Linked DNA regions of Homo sapiens: region 2 is linked to region 1. A link is a contact called in ENCODE Hi-C or POLR2A ChIA-PET data. All regions are on one chromosome and are shown on one strand. The core of a region is the stretch at or near the end of the contact, and the rest is flanking DNA. Distances in the headings are between cores, read along the strand shown.

Region 1 (7,015 bases), core at 1,603-4,102:
CATTTTCATTCCAGAGTTTGTGCCCTTAATCATTACACTGTACTGCTGCTTTAGGGACACATGATTGGTCACCGACTTGAGCTTCCAATGAATGCGAGTGAGTGCTGACGATGGCAGCGACTTTGATAGGTAAATGTCTCAGCTCTACTATCTCACAGCTTGGGCAAGTTATTTAATCTCTCTCTGCCTTGGTTTCCTCACATGTGAAACAAAGAGAGTAATAATACCTATTATTGCCAGGATCAAATGAATATCGATGTCTCTAAAAGTGTTTAGAAGAGTGCCTGGAGTATATGAAGCACCGCATCGGTATTATTATTGTTGTTATTGTTATTATTGACTAAATACCAACTGTGGATAAAAGGAACTAGACATAGGTACTTATCAAAGGGTAACTGGTTCCTTAAGTAAGTAAAAGAAGTTAAATGCAATTGGATATTTTAAGACCCAGCTTCCTCCATTAACTAAAAGCATGTGAAAGAAAATGGTAAAATAAGATTGTATCACAGCCAGCTGACTTAAACTTTGGTCTACCCCGATTGAAAAATCAGGACTGACTGAACTTCTCTCAGGCATGAGAACAGAAAAAGGACACTGTTTTCAACTGGCTTCATCTTATCTTCCAGGTATTTAACCTCAGAACTTTTAAATAAAACCTCCTGTCAAATGACAACCTTGAGAAAAAATATGAAAGCTAGATTTGAGCATTAGAGAGGAAGAAAGACAGCATCAAATTAAAGAAAAGATGTTCCAGGCTCGCAGAAGTAAAAAAAAAAAAAAGAAAGAAAGAAAGAAAGAAAAAGAAATAAAATTAAAAAATAAAGAAAAGGTACTGGCCGGGCACGGTGGCTCACGCCTGTAATCCCAGCACTTTGGGAGGCCAAGGCGGGTGGATCATGAGGTCAGGAGATCGAGGCCATCCTGGCGAACCACGGTGAAACCCTGTCTCTACTAAAAATACAAAAAAATTAGCCAGGTGTGGTGGCGGGCGCCTGTAGTCCCAGCTACTCAGGAGGCTGAGGCAGGAGAATGGCGTGAACCCGGGAGGCGGAGCTTGCAGTGAGCCGAGATCGCACCACTGCACTCCAGCCTGGGTGACAGAGTGAGACTCCGTCTCTAAAAAAGAAAAAAAAAAAAGAAAGAAAGAAAGAAAATGTACCATGTGTTCTCGGTCTGCTTTTATAATTAAAGGTACTAATGAGACCAGATTTCCCTTGTGGGTGGCAGGTCATGTTTTAAGGACTGCTGGGATGACAACTAGAATCTGCTGGCAGACAGCTTTCTAGACCGAGCTGGCCTGAGAAGGTGCTGCTCAGGAGGGTAATAGCCACAGACCCAGCGAGGAAGCAATGTGAAGGCTGCTGCCCTTGCCACACCTCTTCTTCCATTACCCGCCTTTCCTCTCCTTTCCTTGTCTGCCTTTCTCTATCCCTCTGGTGTGCACTCACAATGCATATTGTTTCCTCAGGTCCCTTCTGTATAAGAAAAAAAAAACAGGCCGGGTGTGGTGTAGCACCCCTGTGATCCCAGCGCTCTAGGAGGTTGAGGCGGAAGGATCCTTTGGGGCCAGGAGTTCCAGGCTGCAGTGAGCTATGGTCCCTGCACCCCAGACTGGGTGGCAGAGTGAGACTCTGTCTCAACAGCAAAATGAACAGGCTGGGCACGGTGGCTCACATCTATAATCCCAGCACTTTGGGAGGCCGAGGGGGGAGGAGCACTTGAGGTCAGAAGTTCGAGACTAGCCTGGCCAACATGGTGAAACCTCGTCTCTACTAAAAATACCCAAAAAATGGCCGGGTGCAGTAGCTCACGCCTGTAATCCCAGCACTTTGGGAGGCCGAGGCGGGCGGATCACCTGAGGTCAGGACTTCGAAACCAGCCTGGCCAACATGGCGAAACCCCGTCTCTACTAAAAATGCAAAAATTACCTGGGCGCAGTGGCGGGCGCCTGTAATCCCAACTACTCGAGAGGCTGAGGCAGGAGAATCACATGAACCCGGGAGGCGGAGGTTGCAGTGAGCTAAGATCGCACCATTGCACTCATAGAGTGCCTGGTGCGACAGAGCAAGACTCCATCTTAAATAAATAAATAAATAAATAAATAAATAAATAAATAAATCCAAAATTAGCCAGGCATAGTGACAGGGGCCTGTAATCCCAGCTACTCAGGAGACTAAGGCAGGAGAATTGCTTGAACCCGGGAGGCGGCGGTTGCAGTGAGCCAAGATGGCACCACTGCACTCCAGCCTGGGAAACAGAGCAAGGCTCTGTATCAAAAACAAACAAACAAACAAACAAACAAACAAACACACTATAATATATGTAATGAATTAAAACGAAGGAGGTGGTGGCAAATGGGAAGCCTCATCTCAGGATTCAATTTAAGGAAGACACAGGAAGATGGATGCTGGGGTTATATTAGTAAGAAAGAAGAAAAGACTTTTTTCTCAGTAAGGTCTTCTGGGACCTCAGACTGCATCCTTTGGAAGCATCTGTCCTGCTTCTGCATGAAACTGGGCAGAGTTTCTCCCCAGCCACAGCTACCCAGGGTATAGGCCACGACTGGACTTCCCAGGGGTCGGGGGTGGGGCAAGACGGCACAACATAGGGGCAGGCGACCAGCAGAAGAGTAGGATTTCTGATTTTTGTGCTGAGGAAGCATAAGTATCTCCCAATGTAAAATACATTAGGGGGAGGAGGACTACATTGAATGAATCATAGTGCTGATTTGGGGGTGGAGCTGGTGGGGAGGGATGCCCTTGTGGTTAACCACATTTTACTGGGGTTTTTATTGATTGCAGTTGTATTGAAAGAGACATGACTCACACATACCATATTCAAAGCCACGTAAAGCACTGGGTTCCAATGGAATTTCAGTGTCTGAGAATGTCATGAACTATACTACAAAATGTGAAAAGTTATGCTATCAACATAGATATCTATGTTTTGCTTCTGTCCTGTACCAGCTAAAGAGGAGGCTGATTTTTCTATTTCCCTTTCACTTTAAGGCTGTGGCTAAGCACTTAAGAAATACACGTTGTTCTAGGCATGGTAGGGACTGCTTCTCCTAAAAGTTGGTTTCAGCTGGGCACAGTGGCTCACGCCTGTAATCCCAGCACTTTAGGAGGATCCCTTGAGCCCAGGAGTCTGAGACCAGCCCGGGCAACAAAGTGAGACCTCATCTCTATAAAAATTTTTTTTTTTAAATTAGCCAGGTGTGGTGGCATCATCTGTAGTCCCAGCTAACCTCCTAGGCTGAGGTGGGAGAGTCACTTGAGCCCAGGAGGTCAAGGCTGCAGTGAGCTATCATTACACCACTGCACTCCAGCCTGGGCAACAGAGCAAGACCGTGTCTCAAAACAAACAAAGCTGGTTTCATTAACCAACCATCTTCCTATGTGTTTGGATTGAACTTTGCTTGTAAATGTCATTCAGCAGTTTTTTAATTTTTCTGCTTTGTGCAGGGTAGTGTGTACAAATGGGTCTCCACAAATAGGCTATAAGCTACTTGAGGGCAGGGATAATATAGTAATAACAATAAAAAGAATAAGCATAACAGCAAAAGCAATGTTACTAGCTACTGGGAGCACATCAGCTGTCAGGTACACATCTGGATTCATCCCACTTAGGTGGGGGATAAGAAACTGAGGCTTAAAGAGGGAACTTGCCCGGTGCTATGGAACTGGAAACAGTAAGGCCTCCACTTAAACCTAGGTTGTATGGTCCTAGTACTCTCTGAGCTGTTGGTGATGCCTCTTCCAAGAGGGACTCATCCCTACCTATCTCATTTTTTATTCATCTGCATAATTCAGGCACCAAATTCTTAAGGCAGTATATGCTTGGTGAATTATAACTGAATTAAATAGAATAAAACAAAATTTTGTAGGTCATGGTTTTCAGGAACCATCCAGGCAGAGCTTAAAGTGAAATGACAAGGAATTGAGGTGGCTGATGTTCCGCCTGGTTGTAGAAATCATTACTAACACACATTGTCCTTTCATGCAAGGTCTGAGCTTCCAGCCCTCCTAACAAGATAAAGAATGTCATTCTGCCTTATTCACTTCTAACAATATTTTAAATTCTATTGTGTAAGAACACTTAACGGGAGATGTACGCACTTACCACATTTTTAAGTGTGCAATCTATTATTGTTGACTGTGGGTACGACGTTGTGCAGCAGCTCTCTAGATCTTATTCATCTTGCTCAACTGAAACTTTAGGCCCATTTATTAGTAACTCCTCATTTCCCCTTCGCTACAGCCCCTGGCAACCACCAATCCTCCCTTTGATTCTATACATTCAACTTATGAATATAAATTATAGATATCCCATATTTTTTCTTCAACTTCTTAAGTTCAGGGGTACATATGCAGGATGTGAAGGTTTGTTACATAGGTAAACGTGCCATGGTGGTTTGTTGCACAGATCATCCCATCACCTAGGTATTAAGGCCAGCATCCATTAGCTATTCCTCCTGATGCTCTCCCTCCTCCCTCAATATCCCGTATTTTAAAATACTATCTCCAATATTATCTTCCTCTCACAGAAATTGGTACCACTTTTCTTCTTTTCTAGACTGAAAAAAAAGCACTCGCTGTTCTCAATGTATGCTGACATGAGATTTAAAATATGGGCTAGAATTTCTAGTTTTTCTATGGTTTTCAGAATAAGAAAGCAAAAATGCTAAAGTCTTCAATGATCACCTTAAAATGATTGATTGAATGAATGACAATTTACTCAGCCTCTACCATGTGAAAAACATTTTTCTGTGTTAGATAATTTCTTCTTTTGAAGAACCATTAAGAAATAATGTTGGGTTTTTTTTTTTTAATTAACTCTCATTTTAGGAAAAAAAAAAAAGTTCAGAAAGGGTAACTGACTTTCTCGATGTTACACAGTCAGGATTTTACCCAGGTCCCCTGTATGCAAATCCTATATTTTCTTGCTACTCAATTGTAAGACTAATTGTCACACTCAAGAGTTATTGTTGGCTCATGTGTGAGTCACTTTCTTGGCTTATCAACAGCAGGTTGGGATAAAAAAAACCAAAGGTTGACATCTTCACAAAGTTTAAAGGAAGGGACCACCGTCTGTTATACAAAGCAAAAGAAACATAGAGGCCCATTATATGAACTCGTCTGTCTAGACAGATGACTAAACAGGGGTCCCTCCAGGGTTAGACTTGAATTTCCTCCGTTCAGCCTGTTGGATATTTAGCAATAAAAAAAAATCTTTTTTTGAACTGTTTAAAGGCTGTAGTACTAATCCAACCCCTCCTACACTGCCCAGAGAGTAGTTTAAAAGTATTTCAGTGAAGCCTGCATGTGTTAAAGTTTCAAGCAGAAATCAGATTGAGACAAAAAGAGCCCTAAAAATACTTGTGCTGTCTGGCTACAGACCCAAGAACACAAGCCTAAATGTCCCTTTATAACTCCAGTGACAGCAGTTTGAACTCACAGAGGGAGCAGGGTCTCATCCAGGTGTCCCTGTAGCAGGGGACATGAATGAATCCAAGTTGGGCTTCTCATCTTTCACATGGGCTGGCAAGCAACTTCTCTCCTGTTCCTTATGTGCCCTGGGGACAACAGAACTTTTTCTAACTTGTAATATGAAGAATGCTACTTAGAGTAAAGCAAAAGTCAGCTTCCTTTCATCAAGGCTGAGAGATATAAACGGAAGCTTGTGATGATAAGATTTTTTAAAAGCCTACTAATATTGCTATGTTTAGTGTACAGAGAACTGCTTCTGGTAGGCAATTAGGAGTTGGTCAGCAGACCACGGGGGCCCCGTGGAGAAACTGGGAGCATAGCAATTGACTAAAATCACTCTCCTTTCCCAAGAAGTCCTTAGCAATACGTGGGGTGCTATTTCTGTTATGGTACATATGTGCAAAAATTCATTCACTCTCTCATTTAATAAATATTTATTGGATGCCTCAATGTAACATTCCTTCATAAGTATGGGGCCTATCAGGAACTGGCTATGGAATTTCCAGGATCCTGCTTATTGATAGGTGCTGGTACTATTCTAATCTTTTAACAGGCATTAGAGAATTAACACAGTCCTTTAAGTAAGAAGTATGTACTCTGATTTACAAATCTGCCAACAACAAAAGCAACAACAAAACAGTTGTCCTATTCAGGGAACAAAATGAAAACACTGGAGTTTATATTGCCCACTCTAATTATTACCCAGCCTAGACAAGAAAATAACTGTAAGCACACACTCATCCTCCATATAGATTCACATAAGAAGCTATTTTCATTCTTCTAATGAGGAACATGAAGAGCATGCATGAGCTAAGCTCAGAGGCCACTGCTTAATTCCAATACCAGTATGCAAGCCCTTGGGTTCTACTGCCTGCCTTGAACTTTCACAGGTTCTTAGGAAAAAAATACTGCATTTAAGAGAAAAAAAGAAACACATCCAGACTTGTCTTTTTTTTCCTTTTATCAGAAGAGAATGATGCCCTGACACATACAGATGCATATGGTTCTCACTCAGAGGATTCTCCTTTTTAGACTTCTCATTCTTTAATCCACATTTTCCTTATTTAAATGGAAATTAATCATCTTGGAGGAGTGATGAATAGGATGAGCTTTGGAGTCAGACAGCTGTGTGATCGTGAGGAAATTACACGTGATGTTACTACACCTCAGTTTCCTTATTTATAAAATTTAGAATAATAATAGTGTTTATATATAGTGCTAATATGGAGATTAGCCCAGAGCCTAATATAACTATTCCATAACTGATAGTTAGTATTATTAACAATATGATTAGTAATATAATCATATTATAACTAATCATATTACTAATCATATTAGTCATATTATTACTAATCATATTACTAATCATATTAGTCATATTATTATTACTAATCATATTGTTATAAAAGACAGGATCCACTGCCCCAACCATCAACATCACCACCCAAATAGATGTCTTTTCTTCATGCAGAAATTCACTCAAAACCTAACATGGATATCTAGACACAGCCACACAGTTTTATTAA
Region 2 (7,015 bases), core at 2,210-4,709, 1.7 Mb before region 1:
GAGATCGAGACCATCCTGGCTAACACAGTGAAACCCCCTCTCTACTAAAAATACAAAAAATTAGCCGGGCGTGGTGGCAGGCGCCTGTAGTCCCATCTACTTGGGAGGCTGAGGCAGGAGAATCGCTTGAACCCGGGAAGCGGAGATTGCAGTGAGCCAAGATTGCACCACTGCACTCCAGTCCGGGCGACAGTACAAGACTCTGTCTCAAAAAAAAAAAAAAAAGAAAAAAGAACTGTTGGGAAAGAGAAGGTGGAATTATGTAAGCCTGAAACTACTGGGAAATGTGCTGGGGGTCTGGGGTGGGGCAGTCACTAAAGTAGCAAAGAGTGAGAGACAGAAACCAATTCTTAATTTTATGTGAATTCCTGATCCAGCTATGCAGGTGGCTAAAACTATCTGGACTCTACAGTAAAAAAGCCAGTAAATTCTCTCTCTTTGCTTAATCCAGTTAATGTTGGCTCTTCCATTCCTTGCAAAAGGGTTTGAAATAATAGAGTTTTATTCTGTATTTATATCACAAAACATGATTTTTTTTTTTTTTTGAGACGGAATCTTGCTCTGTTGCCCAGGCTGGAGTGCAGTGGCGCGATCTCGGCTCACTGCAAGCTCCGCCTCCCGGGTTCACGGCATTCTCCTGCCTCAGCCTCCCGAGTAGCTGGGACTATAGGCTCCCGCCACCATGCGTGGCTAATTTTTTGTATTTTTAGTAGAGACGGGGTTTCACCGTGTTAGCCAGGATGGTCTCGATCTCCTGACCTCGTGATCCGCTTGCCTCGGCCTCCCAAAGGGCTGGGATTACAGGCGTGAGCCACTGCGCCTGGTCTCTTTAATAGCACTATTGACCCATTCAGTGACCAAATTCCTGGTTTTGAAACTACAGATGCCTAAGCCCACTTCCTCCCCAAAATTTCCACTGAAATCTACAAAAAATAAAGAACTGAAAAATGAGTGAACAGATTGTAGTATTAACATATTCTCTCAATGAAATTCTACTAAGCATTTTAAAAATAATGAATTATTGATATCTGTGGGCCAAGCACTGATTACAGGCATGAGCCATACTGCCCGGCCAAGACATACCTTTTTTTTGTCCACTGCTATTCCCAGATTCTAGAACAATGCCTCGCCCGATAATTATGCACTGAATAAGATGATGTTTACTAATATAACGTTAAGCTCAAAGCAAATAGCAGCAATTTTTTTTATGCAGTACTAAAATTGTATATTGCTTTCTATGAAAATGTTTTAGTTTTATGTGCAAATCTAAATTTACATAATTATCATATAATTAGAATACACATTTATAAAGAGTATTTACATAAACACTTTCTTTCAAGTGTCATAACCTAAATTATAGTTACCTTATTTAAAGCATGTCCAACATGAGGGTCACCGTTTGCATAAGGAGGTCCATCATGAAGGCAAAATTCTGTCTTTACTTTTCTTTCTCTTTGCCATGAATAAAGTTCTGAAAATCCACATTTCTGTTTTAAAAAAAAAAAAGATATCTAAACATCATATAAATACATACTCCTGAGTCTAACCATAAATAACAGCCAACACTTGCTTATTTCCATTCCAATTACATTCCAATCTATTCCATTCCAATCTACTCAACTCTGAAATACAAGGTGAGGTTTCTGAAATGCGTGTCAAAGTACGCATCTCTTAAAATCTTTCAGTAATGTCCCCATACACCTCAGATTGAAGTCTAAACTCTTTATATGATATGCAGCACCCTACAAAGGTTTAGTGCCACTAAGTTCTCGGGCATTCTTTCATCACTCCCCATGCTTCACTCCTCACCCCCGACATGTTGAAGGACCTGCAGATTCCCGACACACATATTCTTGCTATTCTTTGGCGGCAATGCTTGCCATTCCCCAAATCTGGGAACAACATGCATGGCAGTCTAAGTCACTTCCCTTCCCTCACTTGCTGTATGATTTTGTCCAGGTTACTGTGCACTTACGGGCCTGCTTTCTTATCTGAAAAAAAAAAGTGTTAATATCCATCTTACAGGGCTGGTGTGAAGATTAAACGAGGAAACATTTGAAACTGTCACTCTTTCTGGCATACAGAAGGTATTGACTAAAAAACCTTTAAAAAATTAGATGAACTCTTATAACTGTCAGAATATTTAGGCTAAGTATATTTACTTAACCAATATTCCAAGAATATCAGGGATTTTTAAAGACTAGAATTACAGAAGCTAAAGAGGAATCTCTGCTCTTAGAAAGTTCAGACTAGGCTGGGCGTAGTGGCTCAGGCCTGTAATCCCAGCACTTTGGGAGGCCGAGGCGGGAAGATCACTTGAGGTCAGGAGTTAGAGACCACCCTGGCCAACATGGTGAAACTCCATCTCTACTAAAAATATAAAAATTAGCCGGGCGTGGTGGTGCGCACCTGTAATCCCAGCAACTGGGGAGGCTAAGGCAGGAGAATTGCCTGAGCCTGGGAGGCGGAAGTTGTAGTGAGCTGAGATCGCGCCATTGCACTCCAGCCTGGGCGACTTCAAACGAGTCATAATTCCAACTAGGGATCTAAAAGATCCAAGAAGTGGGCTTCAACTTCCCCTTCATTCATCATAATTGAGGTTTTTAAGGTTTTTTTTAAGGACGGGGGGGTGGGGGTGACTAGCCAATATGGTCTCGAACTCTTGGCTCAAGCGATTCTCCCGCCTTGGCCTTTCAAAGTTCTGGGATTACAGGCGTGAGCCACTGCGCCCAGCCTGGGTTTTTATTTACATGTGGACATGTGAATTTACTTTTTACAAGGCATTGGAAAAGTGCCCAAAGTCTATCTGTTTTGCCTACGGTAGACATGGGACATACGTGCGATACATGCTGGTAACTGGGCATCGCTAGTGACCCCTTAATGTCCCGCTCCAGAACCTGGTACAAAGGAGGGGCTCATCTAGAGATTTCTTCACTTAGGTTTTCAGCCCACAAAATCTGTGCGAAGCAGACGAATTCCACCAATCTGGTCACACCCCCGCCCACCCGCACCGGCGTGGAGCCTAGAGGTGTGGCGCCTGCGAGCGCCCGGTGCCCGCGGCCGGATCGGGCCTCTCTGGAGGCCCCGCGCCGAGGCGGGGCCCGTACCTGCTGGATCTCCAGCTCCGTGTCCGGCTGCTGGCGGCCCAGCAGCTTCATGGGGAAGCTCGTCTGCGGCAGCAGCACCGTGTCCCGGTATCTGCCACTATTCGAGTTCGGCTGGTGGTTACTGGCCCCGGAGACCGACCGCACCAGAAGCCTCTTCGTCGCCCCTTGCCATCCCGGGCTGCAGGGAAGGCGGGGCGTCCCCCACAAACTTCGGGCAGTGGCCAGGGCGGCCGCGCCCGGCCCGCGAGGGCGCAGCCCCCAACGCATGGTCCGGCAACCCCTGAGAGCGGGGTCCTCCGCTCCCGCCCCAGCTTGAAGGGGCAGGACCCCAGGAAACCAAGGGGAGCCGAGTAAGAGGGCGCACGCGCTCCGGGAGCGGAAGGGGCGGGGAGGGAGCGGCGGGTAGTGGGGGCGGGGCGGTGGGCACCGCCTTCCCGGAGTCCGCGGAGGCTGAGCCACCTCCGGGTCCTCCCTGCAGCCGCCGGGGGGCGGGCTCAGATTCACGGGGGCGGGGAAAGGTGGGGCTCATAGTCCAATCGCTGTGCCCTGCTTTTTAAATATATATATATATATATTTTTTTTTTTTTACTTTAACACAACATAGCTATGATTGTATCACTTTAACATGTAGCCAATAAAAAGTAAGATATTTTACATATTCTCTTCATACGAAGCCTTTGAAATTTGACATGTACTTTGCACATACTGCACATCTCAATCTGGGCTAAACTCATGGCAAGGCCTCAACAGGCACACTTGGGTAATGACTACGACTGTGGGCAGCACAAGTTCAGTGAAAATATTGTAAAATAATAAAATTTCAGCAAATCGAGTTTTAAAGATCTAATTGGCTATTATTAAATATTCCTAAACCTTTCTACAAAATAGAAAGGATCTCTGATGAGCTGTGGGGGCAGGGTGAGGTTTATAGGCAGAAAAGGTTGAAGAAGGCAGAAACAGGGAACGAAAAGCAGACGCCATTTGGCTTAATGGATTTGGCTATCATCTCTCCTGATTTCCTGGAACGCAGACCTTACAAGTAAACAGCCTAGTGCAGGAGCTCAGTCCAAATCAATGACTTCCCATAGATTTTAACAATATTATAAAACAATCTAACCTTTTTTTAAGATTCTCTGAAATCCCTGTTATATCCCACTCATAGAATAGTATGGTATATATAGCAACTTCTGCTCCTGTTTCTGACAGATTCTGCTCTATTTGGTTGTCCAGTTCATAATAGTTCACAATTGTTACCATTTCATTGTTGAGTATACAACTTGGGAATAGCCTTCCTAATCATAAAACACAACATCCAGAACATTTGGTTCACATAAATAAGAAGGACAGATTTTCTACAAGTATGAAAACATATATATACCAAAAAAAGATACCGGAAAGTGAGAAACCAAGTGACAAACAGAAAGCACTCAATGTCAGCCTTTCACCAATCAATGACTCCAGCTCTGTACCTGAATTAATTCACTTAATCTTCAAAACCAGATGAGGTGAAGACACAGCATACCAAAAAAACCTGTGAGATAGGAACTATGAGTATTTCCATTTCACAGCTAAGGAAACTGAGGCACATAGAATTATGTAACTTGCTCAAGATGATACAACTAAGTAGCACAGCTGGAATTCAAACCCAGGCAGTTAGATTCCAGTGTGTGTGCATAGCCACCATGTTATGTTGTCTTTCCTACACTATACTGTGGAAGAAAACATTTGCTACACATTAAAAAATAATAATACACAAAATGCATAAAGAGCTGCTACAGATCAAAAAAACAAATGTAAACAACCCAATTTAAAAAAAAAAAAGGATAAAAGAAGCTGGACACAGTAGCTCATGCCTATAATCCCAGCACCTTAGGAGGCTGAAGTGGAAATATCACTTGAGCCCAGGAGTTTGAGACAACCCTGGGCAACATAGGGAGACCCCTATCTCTGAAATAATTTTTAAAATTAGCTGGATGTAGTGGCATGTGCTTGTGGTCCCAGCTGCTTTGGAGGCTGTGGTGGGAGGATCGCTTTAGCCCAGGAAGTCAAGGCTGCAAGTGGGCCATGATTACACCACTACACTCCTGCCTGGGCAACACAGTGAGAGCCTGTCTCAAAATAATAATAATAAAGCAAAAGAAATGAACAGTCAACTCAGAGACACAGAAGTGGAAACAGCTAATAAACATAAAAAGATCCTCAACTTTAGGAGTCATGGGAATAGACAGTTAAAATACCATTTTCTTTCCAGCAGATTAAAGCAAAAATAAAGAAGTTTGATAACAGGGCTTGGGAGAATGTGTGAAAGTGGACTGCTGATGGTAGTGTTAAATAGGTACTGTCGGCCAGGTGCGGTGGCTCATGCCTATAATCCCAGCACTTCGGGAGGCCAAGGTGGGTGGATCACCAGAGGTCGGGAGTTCAAGACCAGCCTGACCAACATGGAGAAACCCCATCTCTACTAAAAATACAAAATTAGCCGGGTGTGATGGCGCATGCTTGTAGTCCCAGCTACTTGGGAAGCTGAGGCAGGAGATTTCCGAATGGCAATTTAGCAATATCCATCACCATTTAAAATGCGCTTCAGCTGGGCGCGGTGGCTCACGCCTGTAACCACAGCACTTTGGGAGGCTGAGGCAAGTGGATCACCTGAGTTCAGGAGTTCGAGACCAGCCTGGCCAACCTGGCCAACATGGTGAAATCCCGTCTCTACTAAAAATACAAAAAATTAGCCGGGAGTGGTGGCAGGCGCCTGTAATCCCAGCTACTCTGGAGGCTGAGGCAGAAGAATCGCTTGAACTCAGGAGGCACAGGTTGCAGTGAGAAATCAGGCCACTGCACACCAGCCTGGGCGACAGAGCGAGACTCCATCTCCAAAAAATAAAATAAAATGCACTTCATCTTTGACCCACGGTTTCACATCTGGGATCTATCACAGCTATAGTCTTCCAGGAGCACAAAGATATATTTACATAGAAACTCTCCTAACCAACCTCTACATAACTTGCTGAATTCAACTATGCCGTTTTCTCGTAAAACCTATGAGAGGATACAATGAACACTTGGGAGATGGCTACTCTTTAGGATGACTGCAGATTTCTATTCTCACTTGTTGAGCTTACCTTGCATTATGTTTGTCTTTATTTAAGCCATTTGTACTTGTCATGTAATTATACAATTTAATTATAAAAACCAAAGTATGGCCAGGTGCAGTGGCTCATGCCTGTAATCTCAGCACTTTGGGAGGCCGAGGCGGGCGGATCATGAGGTCAGGAGTTCGAGACCAGCCTGGCCAACATGGTGAAACCCCGTCTTTACTAAAAAAAAAAAAAATGCAAAAACTAGCTGGGCTGGGTGGTGTGCGCCTGTAGTCCCAGTTACTCAGGAGGCTGAAGCAGGAGAATAGCTTGAACCCTGGGAGGCAGAGGTTGCAGTGAGCCGAGATCAAGCCATTGCACTCCAGCCTGGGCGACAGAGTAAGACGCCGTCTCAAAAAATATATATATGTATATATGTGTGTGTGTGTGTGTGTGTATATATATATATATATATATATATATATATATATATATGGTTAAAGTAATATAATTTAAGTTATGTATATTTTTCCACTTCCCAAAAAGGGTCTACTTAACTCACAGAGTTATTGTGAAAATCAAATGAAGACGTAAAAGCCTTTTTAAGCTGGGCGCAGTGGCTCACACCTGTAATCCCAGCACTTTGGGAGGCCGAGGTGAGCAGATCACCTGGGGTCAGGAGTTCAAGACCAGCCTGGCCAATATGATGAAACCCCGTCTCTACTTAAAAAACAAACAAAATTAGCCCGGCGTGGTGGCGCGCCTGTAGTCCTAGCTACTTGGGAGGCTAAGGAGGAAGGATCGCTTGAACCCAGGAGGAGGAGGTTGTAG

Evidence for each region. A loop is a pair of places that touch in the nucleus more often than their neighbours do. ChIA-PET counts read pairs that join two places held with the same protein, here RNA polymerase II (POLR2A). Pooled maps may share reads with other maps.
Region 2: a loop to region 1 is called in a pooled map, with 6 times the contacts of the local background. The contact joins the promoter of IARS2 here to the enhancer-like site in region 1. A Hi-C loop is called at or near these places in 2 of 50 pooled maps. POLR2A ChIA-PET finds 5 or more read pairs at or near these places in 2 of 52 experiments (Panc1 and WTC11).

The regions. Positions count from the first base shown.
Region 1 is chr1:218,373,253-218,380,267 of GRCh38, reverse strand. All of the region lies in intron 1 of TGFB2 (transforming growth factor beta 2), which reads right to left. Among named protein-coding and RNA genes, the nearest start is that of TGFB2-AS1, 31 kb to the right of the region's middle. Within about 2 kb of position 2,852, at least 5 of the 41 ENCODE cell types and tissues checked have a DNase peak (open chromatin) inside an H3K27ac peak, as active enhancers do; they include Panc1, where a contact is called at or near this core.
Region 2 is chr1:220,090,576-220,097,590 of GRCh38, reverse strand. IARS2 (isoleucyl-tRNA synthetase 2, mitochondrial) reads right to left here and starts at 3,459. Exons shown (of 23, transcript NM_018060.4): 1 at 3,108-3,459; 2 at 1,365-1,487. The coding sequence starts at 3,374. RefSeq lists an enhancer at 2,731-3,230 and silencers at 3,240-3,569, 3,590-3,669.